Regions from separate parts of the Homo sapiens genome. Here region 2 is linked to region 1. The links are chromatin loops, found by intact Hi-C in ENCODE. Cell type or tissue: HCT116. All regions are shown on one strand.

Region 1 (8,000 bases):
ACTCCATGAATGCCTAAAACTGTTCCTTCCCTGATTTTCTGCTTATGGGTACCCTGGAGACCCTGCTCTAATGGAAGTTACAGAAAATTCAGGCCTGCCTTTTATGGTTTCTCCCACTCTGCTAAACCCCCGGCCAAGGGCAGTGCAGGGCAGTGGTGAGGAGCATAAGCGCAGGTGAATCCCCACCCAGGCACCCTGCTTTCCGGTGCGTGTCTGGGGGGTTGTGATAAAATCCTCTGTATTTTGGCCCTAAACAAGGGCCAAGTTATCTTCACTGTCCGTGACACGGTCTCCTGCAGCACCCTGTGTTCTGGGCCCGCTGCGTAGTGGCAGTGACAAGGAGCTGGGACTGAAGGCCTCCAACCCAAAGCACCTGTGGACTCTGAGAGTCCGGGGCCCTGTGCCGCCCACACACTTGTTAAACCTCCTCACCGTGCAGGCCAGTCTTCGTCCCTCTCCTCACCCCTTCCCCAGATTGGTCTGAATTAATGAAGTCCTACTCTCACAGTCTGTCAGTTATTGATAGCCTTCCTCATGCCAAATGCAGCCAGATGCCCGGCCAGCACCAGGGAGGAGACATTACTCCACACAGTGCTTCTCCGCCTGGCTGCACCTTGCAGTCTCCTGGGAGCTTTGGAAACACACCAGTGCCTGAAACCCATTCATCACCCCTCAGTCTCTAGGGTAGAGTCCAGGCATTAGTGGTTTTTAAAAAGTTCCTCAAATTATTTATTTCTAATTAAACTTGTAAAACTTTTGAGATAATGGTGGATCCACTTGGGCTCATAATCCCATGTGCGCTTTACCCAGCTCTTGCCCTGGCCATATCTTGCATAACTAGAGTGTAAAGTGGACAACCAGGAAATTGACGTTGATGCAGTCCACCAAGCTGGTTCAGATTTCACCAGTTTTATCGGCACTCCTATGTGCGCTTGCATGCGTGTGTGTAGACAGGGAAATTTGCATGATCACCACCAGACTCCCAGGGGTCCCTGTGTGCCCCTCATGGTGTCCTCATGTACAGTCAGGATTGAGAGGCTCCTACCACTGCTCCTGTGTCTCCTTAAGCTCCCCTCCTGCCATCCCCGGTTCCTGCTGGCCACCCATGGAGAAAGGAGGTCTTGTTTAATGTCCACCAACCTAAGAGGGTGACTTTCTTTTTTTCTTTTTGTGAGACAGTCTCACTCTGTCGCCCAGGCTGGAATGCAGTGGTACGATCTCAGCTCACTGCAACCTCCGCCTCCCGGGTTCAAGCGATTCTCCTGCCTCAGCCTCCAGAGTAGCTGGGATTACAGGCACGCGCCACCGTGCCTGGCTAATTTTTGTATTTTAATAGTAACAAGGTTTCACCATGTTGGCCAGGCTGGTCTTGAACTCCTGACCTCAGGTGATCCGCCTGCCTTGGCCTCCCAAAGTGTTGGGATTACAGGTGTGAGCCACTGCCCCTGGCTGGGGGTGACTCTTTTCTTAAGGGCCCCCAGGCTTTCTGCCTTTCCTTCCCGTGGAGTTGGGTCTGGGCTGGAGGTGGTCAGAATGGGATTCTAAGCCCCTGCTCTCCCCGGGTCCTGCAGACAGAGTATGCTCGCTATGAGAATGGACACTACTCTTACCGCATCCACCGGTCCCCGCTCTGTGAGTACATGATCAACTTCATCCACAAGCTCAAGCACCTCCCTGAGAAGTACATGATGAACAGCGTGCTGGAGAACTTCACCATCCTGCAGGTGTGCGGCGGGTGCTGCGGGTGTGGCTGGAGTCTGTGTGTGGGTAGCAGCCATGGCATGCCCCTTCTGGGGCCTTATTAACCCTTGTCTTTTTCTCTCCCACAGGTGGTCACCAACAGAGACACACAGGAGACCTTGCTGTGCATTGCCTATGTCTTTGAGGTGTCAGCCAGTGAGCACGGGGCTCAGCACCACATCTACAGGCTGGTGAAAGAATGAGAGACTCGGGGAGCAGGGAGGGGGGAAGAGACGTGTGTGCAGGAAACGGGGACGTGGGGAGGGGACCTGCAGGGGCAGCCCCCTGAAGTGCCAAGAGAGCTGAGAGGAGCAGTTGTGACTCTACCCAGGAACAAACTGTGCCTGAACCTGAGGTGCCCAACCCCAAATAAACCCAAGATGCTGTGTATTTTCAGAGGACCTGGTCTGGCTGTGTGAGCCTCGGGAGGGACTGGGGGAGCAAGGGGGCCGTCTGGGAGGCAGGCCGGAAGCAGTGCTCAGAGACGTACCCCGGGCAGTTCTGAAGCCAGCGTCCCAATGGACTCAGCCAGGAACATCGCCGGACCCTGGAACTGAAGATGTGACAGTCCCTGTGCTACCTCTCAAGCCCCTGCACTGTGGTGCTGGCCACGCCGTGAGGCCCGATGAATGCATGGGCCACGCACCCACAGCCACGTGCGCCCCTGCTGCACTCCCAGGACGGTTCACACAGAGAGGCCCCATCCCCTGGGGGGTGGGTTTTAGGTGTGGCGGTGACAGTTGTTGGACGGGGACACTGTCAGAACTCTCTGGATAGTTTCCGTCCATCTCAATGGATGTGGATTCCATGACCATCTTCCGTGACCACGTTGGGGGCACTGGTTTCAAATCAAAGGACCCTGAAGCGGGGAGGGCAGGAGGCGGCAGGGCTGAGGCCGGCCTGAGGAGTCTCGGCGGGAGGTTGGGTGCACCAGTGTCCTCTTGGCTGTGGCCAGGAGGTTGATGAGAGGTCTCTGGTGCTCCGCTGGTCCCCGAGAGCCATTGGTGCTTGTGAGGCTTGTTCAAACTCTGTCCCAGCCAGGGTGCCTGTTAGGTGGAGGCCTCCTCAGAGCCAGCCTGCACCATCTAACTTCTTCCCTGAGGGGTAGTTTCTGTGCTCCCCGGGGGTGGAGGAGGGGAGTGGACCCCACCCTGAGCCTAGACTTAGATATGCAGCTGAAGGGGTTCCTGGGTTTATTTCTCCTGAGAACTGGCATGGGCTCTGAGTTTTGCCATTCCTGGCTTCGGTCCTAGCATTCTAAGCTGCCTGACCTTGGGCATTTGTCAACCTGTCTGAACCTTAGTATCCTTTCCTCTCTGTAGAGTGGGAAGAGATGGAGTCTGTGAAGCGCCTGGTGCAAGCTGTACTAATACACCTAACAATGAGCTCCTCCCTCCCTGCCTCCTTGCCTCCCTGCCTCCCTCCCTCCCATGGGGAGGCCAGAATCTGGCTGCTTGCTGCCACCTAGTGGCTCTTTGGGGTCATCTTCCCTCATAGGAACCACAGATCCAGTAGCCTAGAGCAGAAAGGGAAGGAAGATTCAACCTAGGGGTGTTTATGTTTACCGTGTGTCTGGCACTCGTGGAGATAGTGCATGGGACTACATAAGTAAGACAGCATCGAAGAGGTGTCTTGGAGTGTGGTTAGGAGCGAGGGCTCTGGAGTCAGACAAGCTACAGACTAGCTGAGTGACCTTGGGGCAAGTTATTTCATTTCACTGTGCCTCAGTTTCCCCATCTGTAAAATTTGTATAACGATAACCTACCTCGCGTATCTACAGTGCCTAGCATAGTGCCCCACATAAATGTGTTCACTAAATGTACGTCGTTATTAATCATAGGAGCTTGCAGTCTCACTAGGGCCGACTGGAAAACTATTAAGTGATCCTCAAAGCCACAGGCGCTCAGAGACTGGAGAGATCAAGGTGCAGAAGACTCAGGGAAGGGTAGTCTTGAGGGCAGCTGCCCTTAAAGGGTGGGCAGCATTTAGTGAAGCAGATGGAGGGAAGTTGACCGGCATCCCAGATGTGGGGAAGAGGCCAGCAGCCTAGTCTCCTCCACGGCCCAGCCCCCACTGTCTTACCAAAGAACAGCTTTAACCAAACCCCTCTGGGCATCAGGACCACCGCTACACCTCTTGCCAGGCTGCAGAGCTATGCAGTCTGGAGGCCCAGCTCTCGTCAGAAGCTGGGGCATGGGCTCTAGGGGAACCTGGGGTCGGATGAGCCCCTGAGCAGGTGGCAGGTGCCTACATGTCCCAGTGTGGGTTCGTGTTTGTGTAAGGCTCTCCTGCCCCCACCCCCAGGCACCAGCACAGCCTTTGCCTTCACTCTCTCCCCTCCCCTGTCCCTGGGGGATTGAATAAGGGAAGCTGGGGTTGGCCGTCCTTCTAGCTTGATTGGCAGCACCAGCGCTGTGACGGAAGGATGTGTTGTGCCAGCAGCCTCTTGGCCGCAGGACAAATGCACATTTAAAGAGATAACCTTTTTGTGTCCTGGCTGGGAAAGAGGTCAGTGCAGATGTTTTTGGGTCCAGGTGTTGGCTGTGAGTTTTCCTTTCCTCTATGAACTGACCTCAGCAGCCTAGTGGACAGTCACCTCCTTACAGGTGTAAAATCCAAGCCAGTCAACCATAGCAGGTGGCAGACTTAGCTGCCTTCCCTGTGGTGTGGTGCAGACCATGACCCTTGAGGCAAATGGGTGAGCTGGCCCCACCTCGCCTGCAGCCTCCTCTGAGGCTCCCCTGCTGCCTCCCCACTAGCCGCCCTGAATCACCTACTTCCCAGCACCCCCAGCCCGTGGTTCTCATCCCGTCTTCCATCTGTGATCTGGCACTCATTCTTCCAGAGCCAAAGAGGAATCCCCTCTTCTCATGCAGAAGACAGTCATGCCTGCCCTTGTGTGTCAAAAGCATTGCATTTATGCCCTGTTAGAACCCCTGTCACAAGCATGGTGCCTGAACACAGGTGCCTCTGTGGTCTCTTCTCATCCTCACCCAATGGGTACTATGCTAGCCCCATTTTACAGATGAGGCAAACGTGGCACGGAGAGCTCCACTAACTTGCCTGGATGATTCATGCATCCATCCATTCACTTAGCAAATACTTATTTAACTTCTGCTTTGTGCTAGCTAGTGGGGATGTGGCAGTGGGGATGTGGCAGTGGGGATGTGGCAGTGGGGATGTGGCAGTGGGAATGTGGCAGTGGGGATGTGGCAGTGAGGAAGACGACAGACAGGCTCCTTGGGAAGCAGAGTAAGCAAGTGAGGAGACAGGCGGGCGTGGTGAGGCTGCGCAGGCGCTGAGATCGAGTTGCTGGGGGAGGCCTCTCTGAGGTGGTGGGGCTTGAGTTGATTCTGAAGGACAAGAAGAGCCAGCCCTGGGGGTCTGGGGGAATGGTATTCCAAGTGGAGGGAACAGCAGGTGCTGGGGGCAGGGAGGTGACAGATGTGTCCCAGGTACAGAGAACAGAGTGAACAGGAGAGAGGAGGGGGCCAGGGCATTCCAGGTGGGGAAAGGCAGCAGGTGGCCCGGTGGTACCACCTCTTTTGGCGAGGGCTTTGGACCTTACCCGGTGTGATGGGAAGTCCTGGAAGTGTGTTAAGCAGGGGAGTCTTTTTGATCAGATTTTCTAGAAAACGACAGTGGGCTGCTGTGGACCTCAGAGAGGCATGTGTGATAGTGTGTTTCGGGCTCTTCCCACGAAACTCGGCTCTGCACAGTGAGACCTCATTTCCTGGTTCTGTTTGATGAGTGAGCGAATGCACATGGCAGGCGGTCATGTCCCTTGGGCCTGTGAGGTGAGGAAGGGTCCCTGAGCCCTGTGGGGATAGAGACTCTTCCACCATTCTGACATGATCCGAGTTAGCAGGCAGCACTGTCCAGATGGAAATGGGGATGGGAGACAGACCATCTCTCTCAGCGGGTCCAGCCATGAGCCAGCAGACTGTTTCCCATTGGCCCCCATCTTTCAGAGTGGGATGATCTTTCTAACAAAGAAACCCACACAGGAATTTGGTGTGTGTGTGCGTGTGTGTATTACCTTTCAGGATGGAAGCCGGTGGGGTGTGGAGCGAGGGGCTGGCATGGTTGGCCTCGCCCAGCTCCTGTACCCTGTGTGTGCCTAGAGCATGCACCTGCTCCCTCTGCTGGGCTGAGACTCAGAGGACACTGGGCAGGTGGTGGGGGGTAGGAGGGTCGTGGCTGTGTTGGGTGGGGCCACATCAGGTGTGTGGCACAGAGGGGGAGGGGGAGGGGGAGTGGCAGTGTGTTCCACCCAGCAGTCCCTGTGTTTGACCTCTTCGTACACTCTCTGTTGTATTAGCTCTCAGAATGAAAACGAGATACTTTTCCCCAATCTATGTACGTTGTTCTTAAGAATGTACACTTGGCCAGGTGCAGTGGCTCACGCCTGTAATCCCAGCACTTTGGGAGGCCAATGTGGGTGGATCACCTGAGGTCAGGAGTTCAAGACCAGCCTGGCCAACATGGCGAAACCCCATCTCTACTAAAAATACAAAAATCACCTGGGTGTGGTGGTGGGCACCTGTAATCCCAGCTACTAGGGAGACTGAGGCAGGAGAATTGCTTGAACCCAGGAGGTGGAGGTTGCAGTGAGCCGAGACCGCGCCACTGCACTCCAGCCTGGGCAACAAGAACGAAACTCTGTCTCCCAAAGAAAAAAAAAAAAAAAAAAGAACTTAAAGTTAAGCCAGGCCAGTGATTGAATTGACCTCTTACAAGTCATGTGATCTTGGACAGACACCCTCTAGGGAACTTCATAATCTCATTTGTGAAATGGGAATAAATGCTCCGACTTGGGACTGCCACTGGGAGGAGGACAGGTCATGGTGTGTGAAGGAGCAGGGCCACCCCTCGCTCACGGCGAGCTCAGGGAATGTGAAATGTGGGTGTGTAAAAATGTCCCCTGACTCCGCCCTTCCTGCCCCTAAAACACACGCACATGCACGCATACTTATTTTTAGAGAAAAAAAGCTCTAATGTCCCTCAAAGAAGGTGAGGAGAAGACCTTGAGTCTTGGTTTAGCGAAAACTGCCCCGTGCAAGGTTGTGCTTTTAGATTTTCGTCCTCATCTGGGTGTCAGGAAAGGGGAGGGAGTGTTCTAAATCGGGGAGATAACTTTGTGGCCCATTAAGGGGAGAAAGAGGTCCCAAGGGAAGGTCTAGAAAGGAAAGACAGACCGGGTGCTGTGGCTCACACCTGTAATCCCAGCACTTTGGGAGGCTGAGGCGGGAGGATCACTTGAGCCCAGCCTGGGCAACATGGCAAAACCCCATCTCTACAAAAAAATAGAAAAATTAGCAGGGCATGGTGGCGTGCTCTTGTAGTCCCAGTGACTTGGGAGGCTGAGGTGGGAGGATCGCTTGAGCACAGGAGGTCAGGAATGCAGTGAGCTGAGATTACATCATTGCACTCCAGCCTGGGCAACAGAGCAGGGCCCTATCTCAAAAAAAAAAAAAAAAAAAAAAAAAGGGGGGGAGGGCAGAGCAAATGGAGGACTAAAATACTCTAAGAAACTGTCAGGAAATCTGGCTTTCATTCAGCTTCCTGAGAAACAGCAGGGAGAGGTGGTCAGGTGCCTTCGTAGAAGGCGGGAGCCCCATTGGTAGAAGTGGCTGAGTCTTCTTCAGCTCATGGATGTCTAATACTCAACCTTCAGTTTTTTTTGTATTTTTGCTATGTAAAACCCCTTCATCTCTCCAAATCTTCAGTAAAGTCTGCTACATACACAAAGGCCTTTGTGTGCGTGATCTTTTTCTTGGAAATGACAGGTGCACACCTGTCCACAGAACACAGAGGTGGCAGCAGCAGGTCGCAGCCACCGAGGCCATCACAGCCTGAAGCAAGGCAGTGGAAGCGGGGACTCAGCCGTGCAAGCTGCCCAGCCTCCCACCCAACCCCCCCCCCACCCAGAGAATGAAAAGCACTCAGGGACGCCTCCCAGCCTGGGGTCAGGTTCAAGCCAGTATCCCTGGGCTCCCCAGGAACAAGTGTCTCCATGGCTATCTGGTTATCTCAGTCCTTTACTGTCCCCAAGCGAGGTTCCAGGAGGGAGTTCTGTCACCAGGTTCTGTGAGCACTGCACCTTTAGGAGCAACACTAAATGGACACAGGACCCCCTGGATTTGAAGAGTGGTCAAAGGGAGAGGTTCAGGCAGGGGCCGGCAAGATGTGATCCCTAGCTTGGCATCCTAGGAACTCGAGTCTAGCACTTGGCTCAGGAATAAGCAGGCTTACTAGCA
Region 2 (8,000 bases), 360 kb before region 1:
CCGAGCAGCTACTCGTCCACCGGCTCCAACGCCAACATCAACAACGCCAACAACACCGCCCTGGGTCGCCTCCCTCGCCCCGCCGGCTACCCCAGCACGGTCAGCACTGTGGAGGGCCACGGGCCCCCCTTGTCCCCTGCCATCCGGGTGCAGGAGGTGGCGTGGAAGCTCAGCTCCAACAGGTAAGTGGGAGGCTGGCCACCCCAGGCGGCACACAGGGCCCACGTGCTGCAACCCTCAGGAGACAGTGGAGGAGACGGAGGCCTCGGCCAGCCACTTGTCCCTCAAGCTTCCAGGAGGTTGCTGCCCCAGACTCCAGCAAGAGCAGGAGGCACTATGCTGTCTCCCAAGTCCTGCCCTTGATCAGACCTGGCAGGCTCAGGGCAAGTCAGCAGTGGCCTGCGGCGCTGGTTCTCCCACAGGGCCCTCTCCTCTCCCACACTTCCTGAGTGGCAGAATGTGATCATCAGATGTTTGTGTTCCGGCTTCACAACAGAAACCATCCCGTCTGCCCTTCCCCGAGTCTCTGCCCAAACCTGGCCTTTCTCCCAGCCGAGATGGGAATGGTGTTTCCATTGCTTCCCTGGAGCCCCTTTGCCAGCCTCCCGGAGAGGGCATCCCCTGTGGGAGGCGCCATCTGTAGCACTGGCCCATTCTGCCCAGCACAGGATCATTCCTGGAGGTCTTGACTGTACCTCTTACTCCTGACTCACTCTTTTCTCCTTGTCCTCTCATCCCTGTGCTCTAGGATGCACTGCTGTGACATGCTGGATGGTGGGACCTTCCCTCCCGCCCTGGGCCCCCGCAGGGCTCCTCCCTGTCTGCATCAGCAGCTCCAGGGTTCCCTGGCGGGGCTGAGAGAGGACACACCCTGCATCGTGCCTGGCCACGCTTCACTGTGCTGCTCTTCCAGAGTAGGAGAGTGGCTCCCAGCAGGCTGCACAGCCCCCCAGCATGCCAGGTTCTTGACATGCTCGCCCTCCAGCTCAGAAAATAATAGAGAAGTAGCAGCTTCCCTCTAAACCCCTGGAAAAGTGTCCATCCAAGGAGCAGGCACACCTGCCGCTGGCCTGCCTGTCCCTGCAGAGGGCCCATTTCAAGAGGGCTGCATGCAAGCCCATGGGACTCAGGCATTTAATTGTGTCAGACGACAGGCCAGTTAAAAGGACCATCTCCCTGTCTGCTTTCCTTTCTGCAAGGTTGGCTGGTTTAGCCACCCAGAAGCAGCACTGGGGGCATCCTTCAATTCATGAGGCCTGCACTGCTGCCTTCTGTGTGCACAGGGCAGTGTGCTGGGCACTGGATTTTATGTGCCGGCCTGAAGGGCTGGCTTTGCATAGGAGAGGATCTAATCTAGGCATCTAGTCTTGGGGGCCTGCACCTGTTGTGGGGGCCTCATCCTTCTCTGCAACCTCACTCCCCTTCCACGGCCTTTGAGGACCCAAGTACTGGGTCCCCATACCCCCTTCTCCCCTCTGGCCTCATGAAGCTTCTGCTTAAGGAGGGCTCCACGTCCGTCTTTAGCATCTCAGGGTGAACTAATTCCCCACCCTCTAAGGGCATTTTCATGTGAAGCTTTGTTCTCTGTGACATAAGGGGAGAGGGATGTTTAGAGGAGCTGGGGGAGGAGACCCCAGGGGATTTCCTTGTCCCCACAGATATATCTCTCCACATAGCAAAATACATGCAAAGCACCCGGCACAGTGCCCAGCACACAGTCGGTGCTCATGAAATGTCGGTTCCCTCTGCCCACTGCAGATGGTACAAACAACACACAGGGCATCAAGCTTCAGCTTGGTGAAGAGGAGGAGCATAGCCCACGTCCCAGCTCCCTTGTCCCCGTGTCACAGCTCAAGGCTAACGGCAGCTCTAGTGCCAGCATTGCTTGTGCTGAGGATGGGCCAGCACGTCCTGTGCCCGGTGGCCCCCAAAAGTGCTGCTGCCTGCCTGCTGCTGCTCTGCGTCTCCAGCTCCTCCCTCCGTGCTTCACCAAAGCCCACTCCACCTCCCTCCCCTCCCAGTCCTCCTGGAGCTCCCACCTCTCATCTTTCCTTCCACTGCGGGGCGGGTGGCAGTCTGCAGTCCTCCTCCTCGAGAGAGAGAATTGCTTCTACCCTGCCTGGGATGCTCAGAGCCAGGGCACTGATTTAGCACTCGGCTCTGAGAGGATGGACCAGGATCTTTCTCTGATGCCCTCAGGGGTCTGAGGATAAAGTGGGCCCAGCATGCAAGGTCTATAGAAAGCAAGACAAAGGGAGGCACTGAGCTGAGCTCAGACAGGAAAAGGAAGAGGCCTTGGTCCAGAGCTAAAGATGACCTGACCCTGTCCCAGCAGGGAAAGGCACGTTCCGATGTGTGAGGATCTGGAGCTCAGGAGGGATTCAGGCTCAGCAGGGACTCAGGCTCACTGCCTTCTGCTCAGGAGAGCAAACCCCTCTAGGTGAGGCTTCCTCTCTGTGCCTTTACCCCAGGGTGCCAGTGTCAGAATCAAGGGCACCATCAAAATAAGAGGCCAAGGACTTCTCAGCTATGCCAAATGCCAAAGACCCAGGTGTCATAGCTGGAGGTGAGTGGGGGGCAGCCTCTAAGTTAGGCAGGGCATATGTCATTCCAATTTCATAGGGAAACTGAGGCATGAGGTGGACCAAGTGACTTGGACCAGAGGGTAAGTGGATTGGGGTCAGGACTCCTGGATCCACAGCAGACATCCTTCTCCCAAATGGGACCCTCACCCTAATCTGAACACTTCTATGGATCCATCAGCAATCACAGGAGAACAAAGCACCAGCAACTGTATGCCTGTTCACGTGTGTGTGCTTGTGTTTGTGCACGTGTGTACACCTGCATGTGTGTGCGTGTGTGATGCTTTACTTGCTGAAGGAAGTGGAGGAAGGTTGGCAGTTTCTGATGTTTTTCTTCATCTTGGATATTGTAGGTGCCACTCCCGGGAGAGCCAGGCAGCCATGGCGGGTCAGGAGGAGACGTCTCAGGATGAGACCTATGAAGTGAAGATGAACCATGACACGGAGGCCTGCAGTGAGCCCAGCCTGCTCTCCACAGAGATGTGAGCTCTGCTGCCCTCTGCTGAGGCTGACCCAAGTGTGGGAACAAATGTGGGGAGGCAGAGGCAGGTCCCTGAGATCCCTCCTCTGGGGCTGATTGCAGGAGGAGAGGAGATCACAGAGAAAACATCTGCACCGCCTCTTTCATCTCCTCAGTGAAATGGGAGCCCCCCAACACACAACACACACAAACACACACACACCACACACACACACAGACACACACAACACACACATACACGATGCCCTTTTTAGCTTGGGGTTTCCTCGCCAGGAAAATTTCTGAACATTGTTTTATAAACATTGTAGGCTGTAAGACACAGTCATAAATATATTTTCTGGTGAGACTCAGTATGCACATACATATATAGATAATTAAACAAGTGTTTCAAGACACTGCTTATAATGAAGCTGCCCAGAAGAGGGCACTGGTGGCAAAGCCAGGCCTGAGATTTTTGTCCTTGCTGCCATTCTTAGAGTATTTTTAGCTGCAGTTCTAGATCCTTTAGAAGGTGGTGACATCCATTTGGTCACTAATGACTAGCCCTTAAAAGCAGGTGCAGCACAGCACAATATCAGAAACTATCAGAATGCGTCAAACGTCACAAAGGTAAGCGCTGTGCTGGGAAACACTTGCTTAATTGCCAACAGATGTGGCTATCTGGGGGTCTCCTTGAGAAACATCTTTATGACTCTGAGTCACATCCACAGAAGTTTGAGACACAGAGTGACATCCACAGAAGTTTGAGACACAGTGTTTCCGAAGCTTTTCTGGCTCTTTTCACCCTCAAAGCCCTGTCTCATCTGTTACTGTATACATGACTCACAACAGGCCTCTGAGACAGAGAGGGCATATGTCATTTCAATTTTGTAGAAAGGGAAATTGAGGCATGGGGTTTTCCCCAGGGGGTAATGCCTGGGTCCCATGGGCTTGCGTGCAGCCACTTGAAAATGGGCCCTCTGGAGGGACAGGCAGGCCAGCGGCAGGTGTGCCTGCTCCTTGGATGGACACTTTTCCAGGGGTTTAGAGAGAAGCTCCCACTTCTCTATTATTTTCTGAGCTGGAGGGCAGGCATGTCAAGAACCTGGGATGCTGGGGGGCTGTGCCACCTGCTGGGAGCCACTGTCCCACTCTGGAACGGCAGCACAGTGAAGCGTGGCCAGGCACGATGCAGGGTGTGTCCTCTCTCAGCCCCGCCAGGGAACCCTGGAGCTGCCGATGCAGACAGGGAGGAGCCCCACGGGGGCCCAGGGCGGGAGGGAAGCCCTCACCGACCCCTCCCAGCATGTCAGTCCATTCAGTTCCTGAAAGGACTTCAGAGTGAGGAAGGACTAGCCTTGCAGGCTTTTGAAGACAGGAAAGGTGTGGCTGGAGGTGGTGGGAGGGGACACCAGGTGCCCCACCCTGAGGAGTGTGGGGAGAATGGCAGCCAGGCCAGCACAGCATGCGGCTTCCTGGGGTCCAGTGCTTTCTGCTCGGGAACTGGATGGGAAGAGTAGCAGAAGCACCTCCTTTTCCCCAGCATAGAAAGAAGAATCGAGTGAGTAAGGAAAAGCATGGAAAGAGTCCCAACCAGCGGCACTTGACAAATCACTCAACTGCCCTGTGCCTTCGTGTCCCCATCAGCAAAATGGGACGGTGGGGGTGACAGGCCTTCTACTTTTCTGACTCAGTGAAACACGGTCAATATAAAAAAGGGAAATACCTGAAGCTCCTTATGAGATAACTGTCTCTAAATTGATTCTTAGAGAATACAAACGAATGCCTGACCACCTACCCTAGAAATCAGGAAGAGCATATATTTTAAACTATTTCGGTTATTCTAGAGTGCTTGGTGCACCAGGCACTCTGCTAGGTTGTTAAGAACCCAGTCTCCATCCTCAAGGAAATTCCACAAACTAGGAAACTAAGAGGGTCTCAGGAGAGGAAGATAACACAGAGTTTCTCACTACCCCCAGAGTGGTACAACCCCCAGGGGTACAGGCGTTCAGAGAAAGTTGAGGGCAGGGTGACCTGAACTGGTACCACGCACAAGGTGAAATGGAAGCTGGATCTGCAAGAGCCAGGGTGATTTGCATAAGAAGAAAATACAATAGGGAGGCCTTAGCTAGCTGAGAGTAAGAGCTAGTCTTGAAGGTATAAATACTGCGGTCTGCACTCTACCAGCCTTCCTGCACATCTATAAATCATCCAAGTCTCTGTGCTGTACCATGAGCAGGCATGGAGTCACCCTCAGAGGTGTGGGGTGGCACCAGGGACCAGTGAGTCAGTGGTCTCATCTGGGAATGAGGTTGGAATGCAGCTGTGCTTCTTGAACTGCAGGCTGACCCAGCAGAGATTGTGAATCAAAATTTTAATAAAAATAGAACAGACTAAAGTGGACTGGGACTCACCAGGGTGCAACGCATGCACCGAGGGTAACCAAAGGCTATGAGGTTTCATTCCATCAGGTGTGTCTGTGCATGATGAGAAGCTGTCAAATCTACTTCTCATCGAGTTTCCATCAAAGGCCTGGAAGCCATAGACTAGATGCCCCATGAGGTCCCTCACAGCCCTGCTGTTCACCTACTGAGTGACCGTAGAGTGGTTGTAGGCAGCTGCTTATGTGCTCTTGCTGATGAGGGGGTGGCAGGGCGGGAGAAATCGGGGGACGGGCATAAGTTTGGGTGAAAGTTGAGGGTCACTGGGGAAAACAGCATCAGCTCATGCAAACACGGGAGCCAAGGCCATTCCCCAAAAGAACTTCATGGGCCTAGGATTCTTTCCGCTTTCTCAACACCTTTGACCCCAGAGTGCCTTCACTGCCCCAAGTCAGAACTGCAGGCTTATGAGACAGGCTGCGGGTGAGGAGCTGGCCATTCCCACTGAGCAGGCCTGGAAGACGTCAGGGGCAGGCCAGAACTTCTTGGGGTGGCAATTCCCCAAACCTGCATGTAAGCACAAAGTGTGCGTCCCTTCACTAAGGATCAGAGCAAAGTGCTTTCCGGGGGTGCAGCTGTCCCTGTGGGTGGCCACTTCTCAGCCTCCAGGAACAAGCCCCATGAGCTCTCTGTTCCAGGCTCTCCTACCAGGATGACGAAAATCGGCAACTGACGCTCCCAGAGGAGGACAAGAGGGACATCCGGCAATCTCCGAAGAGGGGTTTCCTCCGCTCTGCCTCACTAGGTAAATGCACCGCTCGCTCTCTGGATGTGGTCGGCGGTTACTCCCTAGAGAACACTGGTCAGGGATGATTGGGAAATCGTTGTGGCCTGCCTCAAATCAGCCCCACACAGTGGGGCATTTCCAAAGCAAGGAGACAACATTCCAAAGGCAGGGTGTGCAGGGATGAGCCCTGGACACCAGAATACGTCTCAGACGAGGGGAGGGGAAAGGAGGAGCGTCTCGGGCCATAGTTACTGCTCCTGGCACCCCACCAGGGTGTAAACTGTCACAGGCCAGTGCCCTGTTTTCCTGCCCTGATGGTGGCTCTCTGGCTGGCTTTGCAGGTCGAAGGGCCTCCTTCCACCTGGAATGTCTGAAGCGACAGAAGGACCGAGGGGGAGACATCTCTCAGAAGACAGTCCTGCCCTTGCATCTGGTTCATCATCAGGTAGCTCACACTTTTGGACAGGCCACTGTCACCTGCCAGCAGGCCAGACAGTCCCCAGGGTGACGGACAAATCCTGAAGACTTCAGTGGGTCTTGCCTGTCTCAGATGGCTGGCACGTCCTGCCCCTGCCCTAAGAGCCATCCCTGTAGGGCTTCACACTCCTGTGCAGGTGAGGGCCACGGCAAGGTCTGCAGCATCGCAGGTGGGGGCCTAGGAAGTGCTGGTGCACAGGAGCTCTTTGTGTGATCCTGAGGACCCACAGCTGCAGGTTCCACCTGAGCTTTCTTCTTAGGCTGCCACAGATGCCACTGACGCCTCTGACACTGGCCTATGCCTCAGGGCACTCAGGAAGATGTACTTGTACCTAGAGTTTGAATATACCTGGAAATTTTGCCACACAAAAATCCATCCAGTGACATAAAGAAGTGATTAAAGAACCCACCAGCAACATGGTCAAGAGTAGGGAATGACATCCGTGGGAAGCAGGTCCAGGGAGATTCCATAAATGAAATGTCTCTTGGCATGGCTGACTCCAGCTGAGACAGTGAAATCCAAGATGCCAGGACCAAACATGCCTTAGTATCTTTGAACTTCAGTGTTATCTAAGGCCAGTCTATTAACCCCAGGCAAACTGAGGTCTAAACCTGGGTTTCCCAACATTCTGACCTTATTAAAGTTATACTCTTTTATAGCATGGACCTATGTTTTAAATAGACCTATGCTTTGTACCCAAAGGCATTCAACTGCCAATCAAAAGTCATAATCAGCATGAGATGGCCAGTGTGGCCTGGCTGAGTTGATAGTACTTCAGCTCCAAAAAATAAACAGGTTTTCTTAGCCTGTGTGGTGTTGTCTTCCACTGGGCTTTCTGAAATAATGAATATGGCCTTACACTTTTCTCAGATTCCCAGGGACCCAGGAGCCCCAGGCTGAGGACCACCATGGGCAGGGGCAGGAGGTGGAAGGATGTGGGGACACTGTGTGTGCTATCTTAAAAGATTTCTAGAAGTCGATTTCACCTATCTGTTCTTGTCGTACTGGTAGGCACGAAACTCTCCTCTTCATCTCTTTCTCCTCCTGTACTCTGTGACCCTAGAGGTGGTCTTTCCCCACCACAGTGTCGCTCTCTCCCGGGAGCACATCCCATCAGAGCAGCTCACCCTGCAGAGCCTCTGCCCTGGCAGGTTGTCATGGCAACAGCCAGACAGGCCTGGTCCCTACCCTCAGGATGCTCAAGAATATTCAGGGACAGAGGGCGTACCGTGTGACTTTTTTTTTTTTTTTTTTGAGACAGAGTTTTGCTCTTGTTGCCCAGGCTGGAGTGCAATGGCACGATCTCGGCTCA

Evidence for each region. Hi-C counts contacts between places; a loop is a spot of excess contacts. Peaks named below come from ENCODE experiments on the same cell type or tissue, not always from the same donor. Only the 100,000 strongest peaks of a DNase experiment are listed, where the experiment ranks them.
Region 2: it touches region 1 in a loop (16-fold over the local background); 5 of 110 quality-filtered maps call a loop at or near these places.

What each region holds. Positions count from the first base shown.
Region 1 is chr12:3,038,536-3,046,535 of GRCh38, forward strand. TEAD4 (TEA domain transcription factor 4) reads left to right here. Exons shown (of 13, transcript NM_003213.4): 12 at 1,572-1,724; 13 at 1,830-2,141. The coding sequence ends at 1,943. Among named protein-coding and RNA genes, the nearest start is that of TSPAN9, 35 kb to the right of the region's middle. In HCT116, a CTCF peak has its summit at 3,229 (motif pointing left); a DNase peak (open chromatin) is centred at 3,196; H3K27ac peaks cover 512 bases.
Region 2 is chr12:2,679,615-2,687,614 of GRCh38, forward strand. It overlaps CACNA1C (calcium voltage-gated channel subunit alpha1 C), which reads left to right. Exons shown (of 47, transcript NM_000719.7): 42 at 1-182; 43 at 2,936-3,064; 44 at 6,122-6,228; 45 at 6,552-6,655. All of the region lies in intron 3 of CACNA1C-AS1 (CACNA1C antisense RNA 1), which reads right to left. Among named protein-coding and RNA genes, the nearest start is that of CACNA1C-AS1, 7.5 kb to the right of the region's middle. RefSeq lists an enhancer at 1-365. In HCT116, a CTCF peak has its summit at 3,463 (motif pointing right); DNase peaks (open chromatin) are centred at 3,107 and 3,447.